2 separate regions of the Homo sapiens genome follow, and region 2 is linked to region 1. Evidence: read pairs that join two places in POLR2A ChIA-PET (ENCODE). Cell type or tissue: IMR-90. All regions are shown on one strand.

Region 1 (8,000 bases):
TGAAGTCATCAACAAAAGTTAGGAATGTGCCCAGAATAGTCTTAGCTTCCCTTCTTATGCCTCCTTCTTCAATTCTGCCCAGTGTTTCTTTTCTCCACCCTAAACTATTTCTGGCAAAAGGAAAAATCAATGAAGATGAGTAACAACCAGAACCATCATCCTTTTACTTCCAGAAAATGACAAATGATGTAGTCAGCCTTTTCAGAAAAGTACTATAATGTAGAGAGAGGATCTGTTCTAGGTTGTATGTAAATAGTCCATTTTGGAGTATAAATTCCTGGGTTTTAATTACATTTTTGTTATGTCTTCAATTGTCATCTCTTTGCTGAAGACTACTTAAAGTTGTCGTTTTGTCCCCAATTTTCCCTGGGTTCTTGCAAAGTCTGTCTAGAGATATAACAATTTATTTTCTATCTCTGAGGTAGTGGACCTCACACTTTATTTCTCTGTTGCATAATTCACTTTATCAAAATATCCAAATCCCCACTTGATAGCTATATGGGCCCATCTTCCAGGATTACCACTAGATACAATAAATGAGTCAGGGAGCCCCAGAATCCTGACACATGTATGTATCATAAACCCAGTGTTGGAAATTATATGTGTAGCTTAATTTAAAAAAATTTTTTGAAAAACAGCATAATTTAAGGATGTAGGAATAACCAGATAAGTTTCAGAATCAAATTGTCCAAATCAGGGGTCACCAAACTTTTTCTCTTAAAGGGCCAGATAATAACTATTGTCATCTTTTCAGGCCACACAGCCAGAGTTACAACTACGTAACTCTATCCTGTAGCAGGAAATTAGCCACAGACAATATATAAACAAATAGGTATGAGTGCGTGCCAATGAAACATTTATTGTGAATATTTGATTCTCATGTAATTGCATATCAAAAAATCTTCTTTTGATTTTTTAATGTAAAAACTTAAAAACTATTTTTAGCATATAGGCTGTATAAAAACACCCTATGATGGCAACAAAGCTCCTTGAGATTCAAGAGAAAGCTGAAACTCAGTCCAAGTAATCCAATAAAATGATGCAAGAGCTGAAAAGTAAAATAGCCATTTTAAGAAAGAATTGAACTAATCTTCTAGAGCTGAAAATCTCCCTACAAGAATGTTATAATACAATCAAAGTATTAACAACAGAAGAGACCAAGCTGAGGAAAGAATCTCAGAGCCTGATTCAGAACTGATGTTATTCGAATCAACTCAGAAAAAAATAAAGAAAAAAGCGTTTTTAAAAAATTAACAAAACCTCCAAAAATATGGGATTATGTACAGAGACCAAACCTATCACTTACTGGCATACCAGAAAGAGAAGGAGAGAGAGCAGGCAACTTGGAAAACATACTTAAGGATATTGTCCACTAAAATTTCCCAAGCCTCGCTAGAAAGATTGACATGCAAATTTAGGAAACTCAGAGAAACCCTGCAAGAAACTATACAAGATGACCATCCCCAAGACACATAGTCATCAGATTCTCCATTGTCAACATGAAAGAAAAAATATTATGGGCAGCTAGAGAGAAGGAGCAGGTCACATATAAAGGGAGCCCCATTAGGCTAACAACAAACCTTTCAGCAGAAACTGTACAAGCCAGAAGAGACTGTGGGTCTATATTAAGCAACGTTGAGAAAAAGAAATTCCAACCAAGAATTTCATATCAAGCTGAACTAAGCTTCCCAAGCAAAAGAGTAATAAAATCCTTTTTGGACAAGCAAATCCTAAGGGAATTCATTACACCCTGCCTTGCAAGAGGTCCTTAAGGGACTGCTAAACGTGGAAACAAAAAGCTGTTATCCGACACCACAAAAACACACTTAAGTACATATCCCACTGACAATATAGCAACTATACAATCAGTTCTACGCAACAACCAGCTAACAACACAATGACAGAATCAAATCCGCACAAAGCAATATTAATGTTGAAAGTAAACGGGCTAAAGGCCTCACTTAAAAGGCACAGAGTGGGAAGTTGGATGAAAAAGTAACACCCACCTGCGTGTACTCTTCAAGAAACCCATCTCACATGCCATGACACCCAAAGGCTCAAAGAAAAGGAATGGAGAAAGATTTATCAAGCAAACAGAAAACAAAAAGACCAGGGATTGTTATTTTTATGTCAGACAAAACAAACTTTAAACCAACAGTGATCAAAAAGGACAAAGAAGGGAATTACAAAATGATAAAGTGTTTAATTCGACAAGAAGACAACTATCCTAAATATATATGCACCGAACACTGGAGCACTCAGACTCATAAAACAAGTTATTATAGACCTGCAAAGAGACTTAAATTACCACACAATAATAGTGGGAAACTTCAACAGCCCACTCTAAGGGTTAGACGGTTCATTGAGGCAGAAAACTAATAAAGCTGCAGGATCTAAACTTGATCCAGCAGATATCTACAGAACACTCCATCCCAAAACAACAGAATATATGTTCTCATCTGCGCATGGCACATACTGCAAGATTGACCACCTGTTCGGCCATAAAGCAATTCCTAACAAACTCAAAAAACCAAAATCATACGAACCACATTCAAAGACCACAGTGCAATAAAAATTGAAATCAATACCAAGAGGATTTTTGAAAACTGTACAATTACATGGAAATTAAACAACCTGCTCCTGAATGACTTTTGGGTAAAGAATGAAATTAAGGCAGAAATAAAGACATTGTTTGAAACTTATAAAAACAATGATACAACATACCAGATTCTCTGGGATACAGCTAAAGCATTATTCAGGGGAAAGTTTAGAGTGCTAAATGCCAACATCAAAATGGTAGAACGATCTCAAATTAACAACCTAACATCCCACCTAGAGAAACTAGACAAACAAGAGGAAACCAATTCCAAAGCTAGCAGAAAGAGCCAAAATCAGAGCTGAACTGAATGGAATTGAGACATAAAAACCCGTACAAAAGACAAGTGAAACCAAAAGTTTGCACTTTTAAAGAATAAATAGATTAATATACTTCTAGCTAGACTAATAAAGAAAAAAAGAGAGAAGATTCAAATAAACACAATCAGAAATGACAAAGGTGACATTACCACTGACCACAAACAAATACATAAAACCCTCAGAGACTATTACAAATACCTCTATGCACACAAACTAGAAAACCTAGAAGAAATGAATGAATTCCTGGAAATACCCAACTTTCAAGATTGAGCCAGGAAGAAATCGCATATCTGTACAGACCAATAACGAGCTCTGAAATCTAATCAGTAATTAAAGAACTACCAACCAGAAAAAGTCCGGGAACAGATGGATTCACAACTGAATTATACCAGACATATAAAGAAGGGTGGTATCAACCTATCAAACTATTCCAAAAAATTGAGGAGGAGGGATGCCTCCCTAAGTCATTCTATGAGGGCAGCATCATTCAATATCAAAACCTGGCACAGGCCGGGCATGGTGGCTCACACCTGTAATCCCAGCACTTTGGGAGGCCAAGGCAGGTGAATCACCTGAAGTCAGGAGTTGAAGACCAGCCTGGCCAACATGGTGAAACCCTATCTCTACTAAAAACACAAAAACTAGCTGGGTGTGGTGGCGGGTGCTGTAATCCCAGCTACCCGGGAGGCTTAGGCAAGAGAATCACTTGAACCCAGGAGGCAGGCATTGTAGTTAGCCAAGATGGTGCCATTGCATTCCAGCCTGGGCAACAAGAGCAAAACGCTGCCCGCTCCCCGACCTCCACAAAAAACAAACAAACAAACAAACAAAAACACCAAAAAACCTGGCACAGACACAATGAGGGAAGAAAACTTCAGGACAATGTCCCTGATGAACATAGACACATACTAGCCAGTTGAATCCAGCACCACATTGCAAAGCTAATCTATTATGATCAAGTAGGTTTTATCCCTGGGTTGCAAGTTTACTTCAACATACACAAATCAATAAATGTGATTCATCACATAAAGAGAACTAAAAACAAAGACAGGATGATCATCTCAATAGATGCAGAAAAGGCTCTCAATAAAATTTAACATCTGTTTATGTTAAAAACCCTCAAAAAAGTAGGCATCAAAGGAACATATCTCAAAATAATAAGAGCCATCTATAAGAAACCAACAGCCAACCTCATACTTCCCATCATACGGAATGGGAAAAAGCAGAAAGCATTCCCCCTTAGAATGAGAACAAGACAGGAATGCCCACCCTCACCACTCCTATTCAAGACAGTACAGGAAATCCTAGACAGAGCAATCAGGCAAAAGAAAGAAATAAAAGACATTTAAATAGGAAGACTGGATGTCAAACTAGATCTCTTTGCGGGTGATATGATTCTATACCTAGAAAACCCCAGAGTCTCTGCTCAAAGTCTCCTAGAATGGATGGAAAACTTCAGTTTTCAGTTTCAGTTTTGTATCCTGAAACTTCAGTTTACAGGATACAGCTAACCAGGTAAGTGAAATATATCTACAGTGAGAATTATAAAGTATTGCTGAAAGAAATCAAAGACAACAAAGACAAATCGAAAAATATTCCATGCTTATGGATAGGAAGAATATGGTTAAAATGACCATACTGCCCAAAGCAATACAGATTCAGTGCTATTCCTATCAAACTACCAATGTCATTGTTCATACAACTAGAAAAAAGCTATTTTAAAATTCACATGGAATTAAACAACAAAAAAGGCCTGAATAGCCAAAGTAAACCTAAGGAAAAAGAATACTACCCAACTTCAAACTATACTACAAGGCTACTTTGTATACGAAAACAGCATGGCACTGTTACAAAAACAGATGCATAGACCAATGGAACAGAATAGAGAGCCCAGAAATAAAGCCACACACCTATAACCATTTGATCTTCAACAAAGTCAATAGTAACAAGCAATGGGGAAAGGACTCCCTCTTCAATTAATGGTGCTAGAATAACTGGTTAGCCGTATGCAGAAGATTGAAACTGGACCCCTTCCTTTCACCATATCCAAAAATCAACTCAAGATGGATGAAAGACTTAAACATAAAACCTAAAACTATAAAAACCCTAGAAGAAAACCTATGAAATATCACTGTGGACATAGGCCTTCACAAAGATATCATGATGAAGATTTCAAAAGCAATTGCAAACAAAAATAAAAATGTATAACTGGGCCGTAATTAAACTAAAGCACTTCTGCTTAGCAAAGGAGACCATCAACAGAGTAAACAGACAATCTAAAGAATGACAGAAAATATTTGTGAACTATGCATCCAACAAAGGTCTAATATCCAGATTCTATGAGGAACTTATACAAATCAACAAGCGAAAAACAAACAACCCCATTAAAAAGTGAACAAAGGACATGAACAGACACTTTTCAAAAGAAGACATACATGCAGCCAATAAGCATATGAAAAAATGCTCAACATCACTAATCATTAAAGAAATTCTAATCAAAACCACAATAAGATACCACCTTATACCAGTCAGAATGGCTATTATTAAAGAGTCAAAGAATAACAGATGTTGGTGAGGTTGCAGAGAAAAAAGAATACTTGTACACTGCCGGTGGAAATGTAAACTAATTCAGCTACTGTGGAAAGCAGTTTGGAGATTTGTTAAAGAACTTAAAACAGAACTACCATTCAACCCAGCAATCCAATTACTGGATATATACCCAGAATATAAATCATTCTACCAGAAAAACACATGTATGCACAGTTCATCACAGCACTTTTCACAATAGTAAAGACATGAAGACAACCTGGATGCCCATCACTGGTGTGGTGGACTGGATAAAGAAAATGTGGGGCTGGGTGTGGTGGCTCATGCCTGTAATCCCAAAACTTTGGAAGACCAAGGCTGGTGAATCACTTGACCAGCCTGGCCAACATGGTGAAATCTTGTCTCTACCAAAAATACAAAAATGAGCCGGGTGTGGTGGTGCATGCCTGTAGTCCCAACTATTCGAGAGGCTGAGGGAGGAGAATCACTTTAATCCAGGAGGCACAGGTTGCAGTGAGCCACTGCAAGATCACGCCACTGCACTTCAGCCTGGGTGACAGAGCAAGACTCCATCTCAAAAAAAAAAAAAAAAAAAAAAGAAAGGAAATGTGGTACATATAGACCATGGAATACACACAGCCATAAAAAAAAAAGGATAAAATAATGTCATTTGCAGCAATATAGATGTAGCTGGAGGCCATTATCGAAAGTGGACTAACACAAGAACAGAAAACAAAATACCACATGTTCCATGTTCTCACTTATAAGTGGGAGCTAAACCTTGACTACACATGGACACAAAGAGCAGAACAGTAGACACCAGTGTCTTCTTGAGGGTGGAGGATGAGAAGGAGGTAAGGGTTGAAAAACTACCTATCAGGTATTATGCTCACTGTCTGGGTGACAAAATCATTTGTATACCAAACCCCAGTGATATGCAATTTACTCATGTAACAAATCTACACATATACCTCCTGAATATAAATAAAAGTTGAAAGAAAAAATTATAAACAAACCACATAGAATAAAAATAAAATAACAAACACTTTATGGACTGGGTTTGGCCTGTGGAACATAGTTTGCCAATGGCTATCTAAATTAAGGTAAGACTAGACAAGTAACATATCACCATGAAGATGCAAGCAGAGAGCAGGAGAGAAAACAGCAAAAGCTTCTCAGATGGAACTAAGCCTATGAAGATGAGTACATGTATTACTTTCATATAGGTCTCAACTGAGGCACACTAGAGAAAAGAAAGGACGGTTTCAACTGAGCACTTTAATGTTGACATTACAATATATTCTGCTTTAAGTAAATGTTGAGAATATAAAAATTACAACAGCATTGTGATAAACATATTTTATGGTGAATACTTAGTAAAATGCTATATTTTATTTTGATAACTACCCACAAGGACTTGAAAAGTCAGTTTTCTGTTTTTCGTTATGGACCTGAGATATTGTTTCATATACTCTTCAGTAAGTTACTTTTCTTGTATGTCCAGGAAAAGAACAGAGTTTACTTTTTTAAGTAAAAGTTTAAAAATGTTTTAAAAATGTATGTTTAAAACTCTTAGAAAAAATGAGTCAAAAACAAATTGCAGGAATTCCTGGCTTTTCTTATAAAGTTTCTTACATTGTAAAAATAATTAAAATATACAAATGTGGAACACATAGTTAATAAGAGGCTCTAAATATTTTATGACTTTCCATTGAACAATTTGCTTATATTCCCATGTCTTAAGAAATCATCAGCAGGGGAGGAAGCATACTTTAAGGAGAAAAAGCACTAGGAAAAAGGGGTGCTACTTTCTCATTGCAGAGAAATGTGTATGAGCCTGAGTATCTGCCGTTGCTACCTATTACCTTGGTTACTTTCGTTAAGTGTTGTCTTTAAGGCTGAAGCTTTTTCAGAATGATGGGATTAGACCAAATCAGCAATTTTTCACCCTTTCTTATCTTACATTACAAACCTCTTAGGGGATGTGAAATTAAAACCACCTGCTATGGTCTGAATATCAGTTTTGCCCCAAAATTCATATGGTGGAAACTAATAGTATTAGAAAGCGGGGTCTTTTAGGAAGTACTTAAGTCATGAGGACTCCAACACCATGAGTGGGATTAGTACCCTTATAAAAGAGACTGAAGGGAGCTGCCTTGCTCTTCAGCCATGTGAGAACTCAGCAAGAGGTGCTATTTTGGAAGCAAATAGCAGCCCCTTACCAGACACTGAATCTGCTGGTGCTCTTGTCTTGGACTTCCCAGCCTCTGGGACTGTGAGAAATAAATGTCTATGATTTACAAATTGCTCAGTCTAAGCTAATTTTGTTATAGCCACCCAAATGGACTAAAATACCACTTTTTATGATGACCTCTTTAAATAAAAGTAAGACAAGGAGACAATGGAATGAGCCCCTATGGCATGGGCCGTGGAGTCCCACTGCTCAGCATAATCCTGCAAGAAGATTTCTTTTCACCTTCTTCCTCCAGGGCCCTCTTGTACTTACCTAAATAACGTCCATGGCCCCTTCCAGAGCA
Region 2 (8,000 bases), 570 kb before region 1:
AGAGGTTAACAGAAGTCACCAAAATCCCCTTAGGACATTTGTTGCAGACATACTTATGATTTACTGGCAAATATTACGGTTAAACTTAAAGTATAGGACAAACATACATAATATATATATAGAGAGAAATGTTAAAATGAAATATATTCTATGTTGCTAGTTGGCCTCCAAGCAAAAATTGAAATAGTATGAATTATGAATTTGTGTTTTCCTTTAACAGATCAGCATTTAATGGTGAACAAGCTCTCCCCCTTGGTAAAGTGATTACTGGGCATTGGCTTGTCAAAACTACTTACTGCATGAGTTCAGAACTCAAAAGCTCTATTAAAGTTCCAATTAAAAATATATTGTCTATTGTCTATCTTTACTCTCCTCCACCTCCCCTCAGCCTTTATAACCCTTTGGGTCTCTGCTGACCAAAAGGCCCTTGTGTATATTCTTAAATATTCATGCTAAAGCACTCCATGTCTCATTATGCCCTCAGTGATTTCCAAGAGCAGCAGTGGGCTTCATCATTTAGCCTCTGGGTCTCTGAGTATGTAGCTTCCTCGGATGGAGAACCTTCTCTCCACCTCCCCTGACCCCCATTTTCTTTTTACTCCCATCCCTACTCACCTCCACTACCTTTGCTTGAATAACAATTTTTAATTTCCTTGCTGATATGGTTTGGCTGTGTCCTCACCCAAATCTCATCTTGAATTGTAGTTCCCATAATCCCCATGTGTCGTGGGAGGTAATTTAATCATGGGGATGGTTATCCTTATGGTGTTCTCATGATGGTGAGTGAGTTCTAATGAGATCTGATGGTTTTATAAGGGGCTTTTCCCCTTTTGCTCACTCTTCTCCTTGATGCCACCATGTGAAGAAAGATGTGTTTGCTTCCCCTTCTGCCATGACTGTAGCTTTTCTGAGGCTTCCCCAGCCATGCTCAACTGTGAGTCAATTAAACCTTTTCCCTTTATGAATTCCCCTGTCTCAGGTATGTCTTTATGAGCAGCGTGAGAACAGACTAATACACTTGTCCTTCCTGACTTCATCCAGCTAACACTTTTCTTGAGAACTGTTTTGGACCCTTTTTGCATGAAGCAGAGATCTCATTTGGTCTACACCAGAGGTCAGCAACCTATGGCCAAATCCTCCTCACCATCTGTTTTTGAAAGTGAAGTTTTATTGGAACATAGACATCCCCATTAGTTTATGTATTGCCTATTTCTGCTTTGTTGCTACAGTTGCAGAATTGAATTAGTTCAGACAGAGACCACATGGCAAAGCCACAATATTTACTCTCTGGCCCTTTATAGAAAATGTTTGGCTATCTGTGGCCTACACCTTTAGGAAGCTGGGTGTCTTTGAGTTTGGAACTTCATATGAAAAATTACGAATTTGTGATAGAGAACAAGATGTAAGAGTCGGGTCATTAAAATTTTAACTTTGCAGTTTCTTTAAATAAAAAGAAAAATTATTACTTAAATAATGTAATTTATAATAATTTGATTTACAATAAATATTTTAGATAAGTATCCATTATATAGAATCAGCCAAATACTAATTAAAGAAGAGGCAATCTCCAGCTTTTATTTCTACAGGTGAGTCCTTTTGTAAAAAAATAAACTAAAGGTATGTGGGGGCATTTAAAAATTGTTCAAGTATACTTTTTTACTGTGACAAAATATAAATAATGTAACATAAAATTGACCATTTTAACAATTTTTAAGTATCTAGTTCAGTGACATTAAATACATTCACATTGTTGTGCAAGCATCACCACCATCCAACTCCAGAAGATTTTTATCTTCTCAAACTGAAACTCTATACCCATTAAACACTAACTCCCCATTCCTCACTCTCTCTAGTCCCTAGAAACAGCCATTCTTGTCTCTGGCTTCAAGAATTTGAGTACTCTAGATACTTTGTATAAGTGAAACCATACAGTATTTGTCCTTTTGTAACTGGCTTATTTTACTTAGCATAATAATGTCTTCATCATTTACCCATATTGTATTATGTGTCAGAATTTCTTTTGGATGAAGGCTGAATAATATCATATTATATTTATATACCACATTGTGTTTGCCCACTCATCTGTCTGTGGACACTTTGGGTTGATTTTGCCTGGTAGCTATTATGAATAATGCTTCTACGAACATGGGTGTACAAATATTTCTTTGAGACACTGCCTTCAATTCTTTGGGGTATATACCCAGAAGTGGAATTGCTGGGCCAGATAGTAATTTTCTGTTTAATTTTTTGAGGAACCACCATACTGTTTTCCATAGCAGCTGTACCATTTTATATTTGTACTAGCAGTGTACAGAGATTCTGATTTCCCCACACCCTTGCCAAAATTTGTTGTATGTTTTGTTGTTGTAGTTGTGTCTGTGTTGCTAATTGCCCATTCTAATGATCGTGAAGTGATATCTCATTGTGGTTTTGATTTGCATTTCCATAATGATTAGCAATGTTAAGCACCTTTTTATGTGCTTATTGACAATTTGCATGTATTTTTTAGAGAAATATATATCCTTACCCTTTGCCCATTTTTAAATCAGGTTGTTAGTTGTTTTCTTGTTGGGTTTTAGGGGTTCTTTACATATTATGGATGCCAACCTCTACTCAAACATACAATTTTGTGCTATTCCATGACTTGTCTTTTCACTCTGTTGATAGTATCTTTCAATGCACAAAAGTTTTCAACAGTAATTCAATTGCCAATTTTTTTGTTTCCGTTGTTTTTGGTGTCATATTCAAGAAATCACTGCTAAGGTATGTCATAAAATTTCCTCCCAATATTTTCTTCTAAGGGTTTTATAATTTTTGCTTTTATATTTGTCTTTAATCCATTTTGAGTTAATTTTTGTGTATGATGTAAGATAAAGGTTCAACTTTATTCTTTTGCAAGTGGATATATAGTTTTTAAACACCATTTGTTGAAGAAACTGCCATTTTTTTCCCCATTAAGTGGTCTTAGCATCCTTCTCAAAAATCATTTGAACATATATTTCTGGACTCTCTGCTTTATTTCACTGGTCTATATGTCCATCTTTACGTGATAAAATATACATAACATGACATATTTTACCAGTACCACACTATTTTGATTAATGTAGGTTTGTAGTAAGTTAGAAAATCAGGAAGCATAGGCCAGGTGCAGTGGCTCACGGCTGTAATCCCAGCACTTTGGGAGGCCGAGGCGGGTGAATCATGAGGTCAGGAGATCAAGACCATCCTGGCTAACATGGAGAAACCCCGTCTCTACTAAAAGTACAAAAAGTTAGCTGGGCGTGGTGGCGGGCGCCTGTAGTCCCAGCTACTCGGGAGGCTAAGGCAGGATAATGGCATGAACCCGGGAGGTGGAGCTTGCAGTGAGCTGAGATCGCGCCACTGTACTCCAGCCTGGACGACAGAGCGAGACTCTGCCCCCACGCCAAAAAAAAAAAAAAAAATCAGGAAGCATAAAAACTCCAATTTGGTTTTTCTTTTTCAAGATTGCTGTGGTTATTTGGGATGCTTTAGATTCCACATGAATTTTAGGATAAATGTTTATGTATCTGTAAAAAATGTCATTGTTTCAACTATATTCTTCTGAGACATTTGCTACATAAACCAAAACCTATCCTCTTTTCTCTTTCCCACTGTTGTTACTTGAGCTTCTTCTATTTGTTCCTTTTTTTTTTTTTTTTTTTTTTTTTAGAAGGAGTTTTGCTCTTGTTGCTCAGGCTGGAGTGCAGTGCTGCGATCCTGGCTCGAGTGCAGTGCTGCGATCCTGGCTCACTGCAACCTCCGCCTCCCGGGTTCAAGCAATTCTCCTGCCTCAGCCTCCTGAGTAGCTGGGATTGCAGGCATGCGCCACCACGCCCAGCTAATTTTGTATTTTTAGTAGAGACGGGGTTTCTCCATGTTGGTCAGGTTGGTCTCAAACTCCTGACCTAAGGTGATCTGCCTGCCTTGGCCTCCCAAAGTGCTGGGATTACAGATGTGAGCCACCATGCCCGGCCTCTTTTGCCGTACCAAAGTAATGCTTTTTTAATCTGTCTACTGTATTCCCTGTGCTTTGTCCCTTCTAAATTAGATTGGTTGACAACAGCTATTAGGCTGGCATTACTTTCCTTGAACAGCTATGTAATGGTAGTAGGTCTGTTGCCTGATGCGCACAGCAAGTAAATACGTGGAGATACTGGGATGCAGCAAAGAAAGAGGTTTAATTGTATGCTGCTGAATAAGGAGATGGAAGGGAACCTCAAATCCATCCCCCCAAGTAATTTGGGGCTGGGTTTTAAAGAGTTTTGGAGTGGGCTGAATCATGGAGATTGTTGACTGGTTGGAGAGCTCAGGGTGAAGTCATGGAACGGGGAAATGAAGAAACTGTATTCTCATGCTGATTCTATTCATCTGTGGCATTTTCAAGCTGGTTAATGTCAGCTGTTTTGCCGGAATTTGGGATGTGAAAAACATCTTAAGTAATCCTTAAACAAAATCCTTAAGATTCTAATGTCAGAGATTATGTCTATAGGAACAATGAGATGCAAATCAATTCTTAAACAGTCTCATGATCCTAATGTTAGAAATCCTGTCTATAGGAACAATGAGGATGTAAATAGTCAGTATCTAGTGATTTTTGGTTACAAAGAAGTGGGTTAAGGTGCAGCCTGATTAATGCTTAACTATAACAATATTTCTGTCCAGAATTCTTGTTAATCATGGGAGGATGGTTTCAGCTATTTCACAGTAAGATCAAATATCACTCTTTGGAAGTTTTTGCCTCCTTTCTGTTCAAGGACACCATAGGTCCCAGGCACTGGACGTCTCTGTGGGCTGCCAGGATGGGTCATCAGAAACGCTCACCCACGGCTGATATAAATATGGTCATATGGTTAATAATGCTTGTTTGTAGCTGGTAAGAACACAGCTGGAGAACATAAAGATTCAGCCGTTCTCTGCCAATTGGATTTTAATGACCAAACCACAAAAGTTTGGACTATTTAAATAAGACAAATGGAAGAAAAATCCAATATCCATACCGCCCCCACCAAAAAAAAAAAAAAATCCACACAAAACCATGTGATTTGTAATCTGCAGAACTGTAAAACCAATGTTATATTTGAGTAGAAAAAAGTGGAAACTTCTTGGATATGCACAGCAGCCACTATTTGGAGTTTCAGTATTTGACCCAATAAACTGTATGATTAAAAATTTGCAGGCAGAAATCTCTTCCTTTTTCCTTTTGGAGGTTTGGTTTGGTTTTATTTTTTTAGCTGTCTTCCAAAAGGAATTCCAAAGGTTTTTGTGTTTTTTTTTTTGTTTTTTTTTTTTTTTTTTGACAATTTTATCATTTCTGACTTAAGCCTGCTGCAAATCTCTTTGAAACAACTAGGCCCAAGGGTGGCTCAGGCAACTGCCTGAATTCCACACAAATGTAAAAAGTCTCTTCCATTTTGAGTGCTGTACTTCGCTATAATAGAATCCAGATGCTTAAACCATTCAAAGATTACCTTTTACAGTGTGAACAGAAGCATGAATGTAAGTGTTATGTTAAAATGTAGTTAGATTCCAATTGTTACTAAGCTTTTTGAGTGCGACTTCTGAAGGAGAGTTGAGGCAGAGAAGCCTAGGAAAAAGAGAACTAAAAAAATGGGCCTGGGAATGTCTTATCATGTAATCACTGGAGAGAGTCATAATTAGATTAAGCTGCTGCAGAGTGTACATAATTAACAGCAGAAGAGACCAAGACACCCCTTTTGAGACTGGGGTAATAACTCAGCAAGCAGGAGCTAGATTTCTCCTCCATGTAATTTGAAAGGAAATCCCATTATGATGTGAAACTGAGCCCCGACAACTCAATATACTGCGTTAGCTACCACGACTATCTTGACTTCACAAGGAAGTGATGGGAGCGGTTTCCTACTGTGTCTTACATGTGCATGTAGTGCAGGTGAGCTCCCAAAACCTTGTTTTATACCATTTATTGTAGAAAATGCTGCACATCCCCTGCTTTCATATGTATGTTCAGTCATAGCTACATGTACGCACACCAATGTGGACTAACACTAAACTGTTATGTTGGAATAAATGACTCATTTTTTTCAGCCACCAGCATGCCTGATGGTTAAACAATAGACCAGTCTAATATTTGCATGGCACAAACAGCTAAGTTATTTTTGCCTTTAGGACAATGTTGGGGCACTGCTTACAAATTCTTAGTGATCAATCTCTGAATGTTTGAGCCAATTGCTTTCCTGGAGAAAAATAATGTAGAACAATTTATTTATTTTTTTTTTTGAGAAGGGGTCTCACTGTGTAGCCCAGGCTGGAGTGCAGTAGCATGATCACGGTACATTGCAGCCTCTACCTCCCAGGCTCAGGTGATCCTCCCACCTCAGCCTCCCGGGTAGCTGGGATTATAGGGGCATATCACCATGCTTGGCCAATTTTTTTTGTATTTTTTTGTAGAGGCAGGGTTTCACCATGTTGCCCAGGTTAGTCTTGAATTCCTGAGCTCAAACAATCCACCTGCCTTGGCCTCCCAAATTGCCGGGATTACAGGTGTGAGCCAGCAGGCCAGGGCCAATTTTTATCATTTTATATTTTCAGGCACCACCAAAAGACATTTACTATACATCAGCACTGTGTGTGAAACTTTTTTTGTTATCTCAGAATTCAGAGTTCGCATTAGAACCCAAAGGTGAAAAGTCCTACTGAAGGTCAAAAAAGGGGGCTTTCTGAATTAAGAGTTTTTTGCCGAGATCTCAATTACTTCACCTATGGGTCTTGGCCTCCTCACTTGGAAAATGAGAAAACTGAACATGATTTTTAAGGTCTTCTCTGATTCTAACATTTTAGAGGTTCTAAAATCCTCAAATCAGGGCTGACCCTTTGCATAAGAAGGGAAGTGTTTTATTTATTTATTTGTTTAATAAATATGATTGCAAAGGTTTCCTGTCTCAGAATCTTTGTGCTCTTATCACCTTGCATGCTGGATTGCCTACCTGAATTTTTGCCAGGAGGGTAGTCCTTTGGAATAAGACAGTAATTGTGTTTTCAGATTTTATTGAAAACAAAATTTTCTATGTGAGGTGAAGGTGTAGCAATAAGCCATTCTTTCCTGGTAATTTATTCACATGGAACTAGATCCCCAGATAATAGAACTGAGGGACCAGGGGAAGGGGTGTTCAAGGAACAGGGATAGGCTAGAAGGTACTTGAAGGGAAGTCTGATGATTTCAGACAGTGGGTTAGGAAGACCCTGGGAAAGTGGAGTACATTGAAATTATTATTATGTTAAAAGAAAAACCTTAGACAAATTAAATTTAACAGAGATTAGTTGAACAAAGAAAATTTGCAAATTGGGCAGTCCCAGAATCACAGCTGATTCAGAAACACTCTAGTGCTGCTGCATAGTAAAAGACTTGTGTACAGACAAAGGAAAGTGACATACAGAGAATGGAAGTGAGGGAAACAATTGGATTGGTTACAGCTTGGCGTTTGTCTTCTTTGGACCTAGTTTGAGCAGTTGGCCACCTTTGATTGGCCAAAACTCAAAACTCGGTGATTGGCACAAGAGTAAGTTACAGTCTGTTTACACATCTAGTTATGTTATAAATATGTACAGAGAAACTTTTGGCCAAACTTAAGATATGTAGGGAGGTAGCCTTAGGTGAACTTAGCTTAACAATTATTATGCTGAGACATTGCAAGTTTAATAATTTCCATCCAAAGACACCAAGCATTACTGACAGAATATTGTTCATTAGTCAATGACTCTGTCTTGTTCACAGAAAGAGCATAAGAAATTTATATCCCTGACCCCCCAGGAGGGCAATGCTTCCTTTGATATGATTATCTCTGTGCTATCTGAAGAAGTCTGTTCATTCCTAAGGGACACCAAAAACAAGGACTTGGTGGGGACCAGAACATGATGTAGGAGCAAACAACTGGGATCTATGCATCCTGCCTCTTTTTAGTGCCTTTGAGTGGTGACTCCAAGGAATGCATACCCACAGTTTA

What was found. ChIA-PET counts read pairs that join two places held together with the same protein. Peaks named below come from ENCODE experiments on the same cell type or tissue, not always from the same donor. Only the 100,000 strongest peaks of a DNase experiment are listed, where the experiment ranks them.
Region 2: POLR2A ChIA-PET joins it to region 1 with 14 read pairs; 2 of 35 experiments call an interaction of 5 or more read pairs at or near these places.

The regions. Positions count from the first base shown.
Region 1 is chr1:218,796,342-218,804,341 of GRCh38, reverse strand. No RefSeq gene overlaps it. Among named protein-coding and RNA genes, the nearest start is that of LINC01710, 120 kb to the left of the region's middle. In IMR-90, no CTCF peak of the experiment used is centred here; no DNase peak of the experiment used is centred here.
Region 2 is chr1:219,371,180-219,379,179 of GRCh38, reverse strand. It overlaps a transcript of LYPLAL1 not described here. Among named protein-coding and RNA genes, the nearest start is that of LYPLAL1-AS1, 180 kb to the left of the region's middle. In IMR-90, no CTCF peak of the experiment used is centred here; no DNase peak of the experiment used is centred here; H3K27ac peaks cover 566 bases.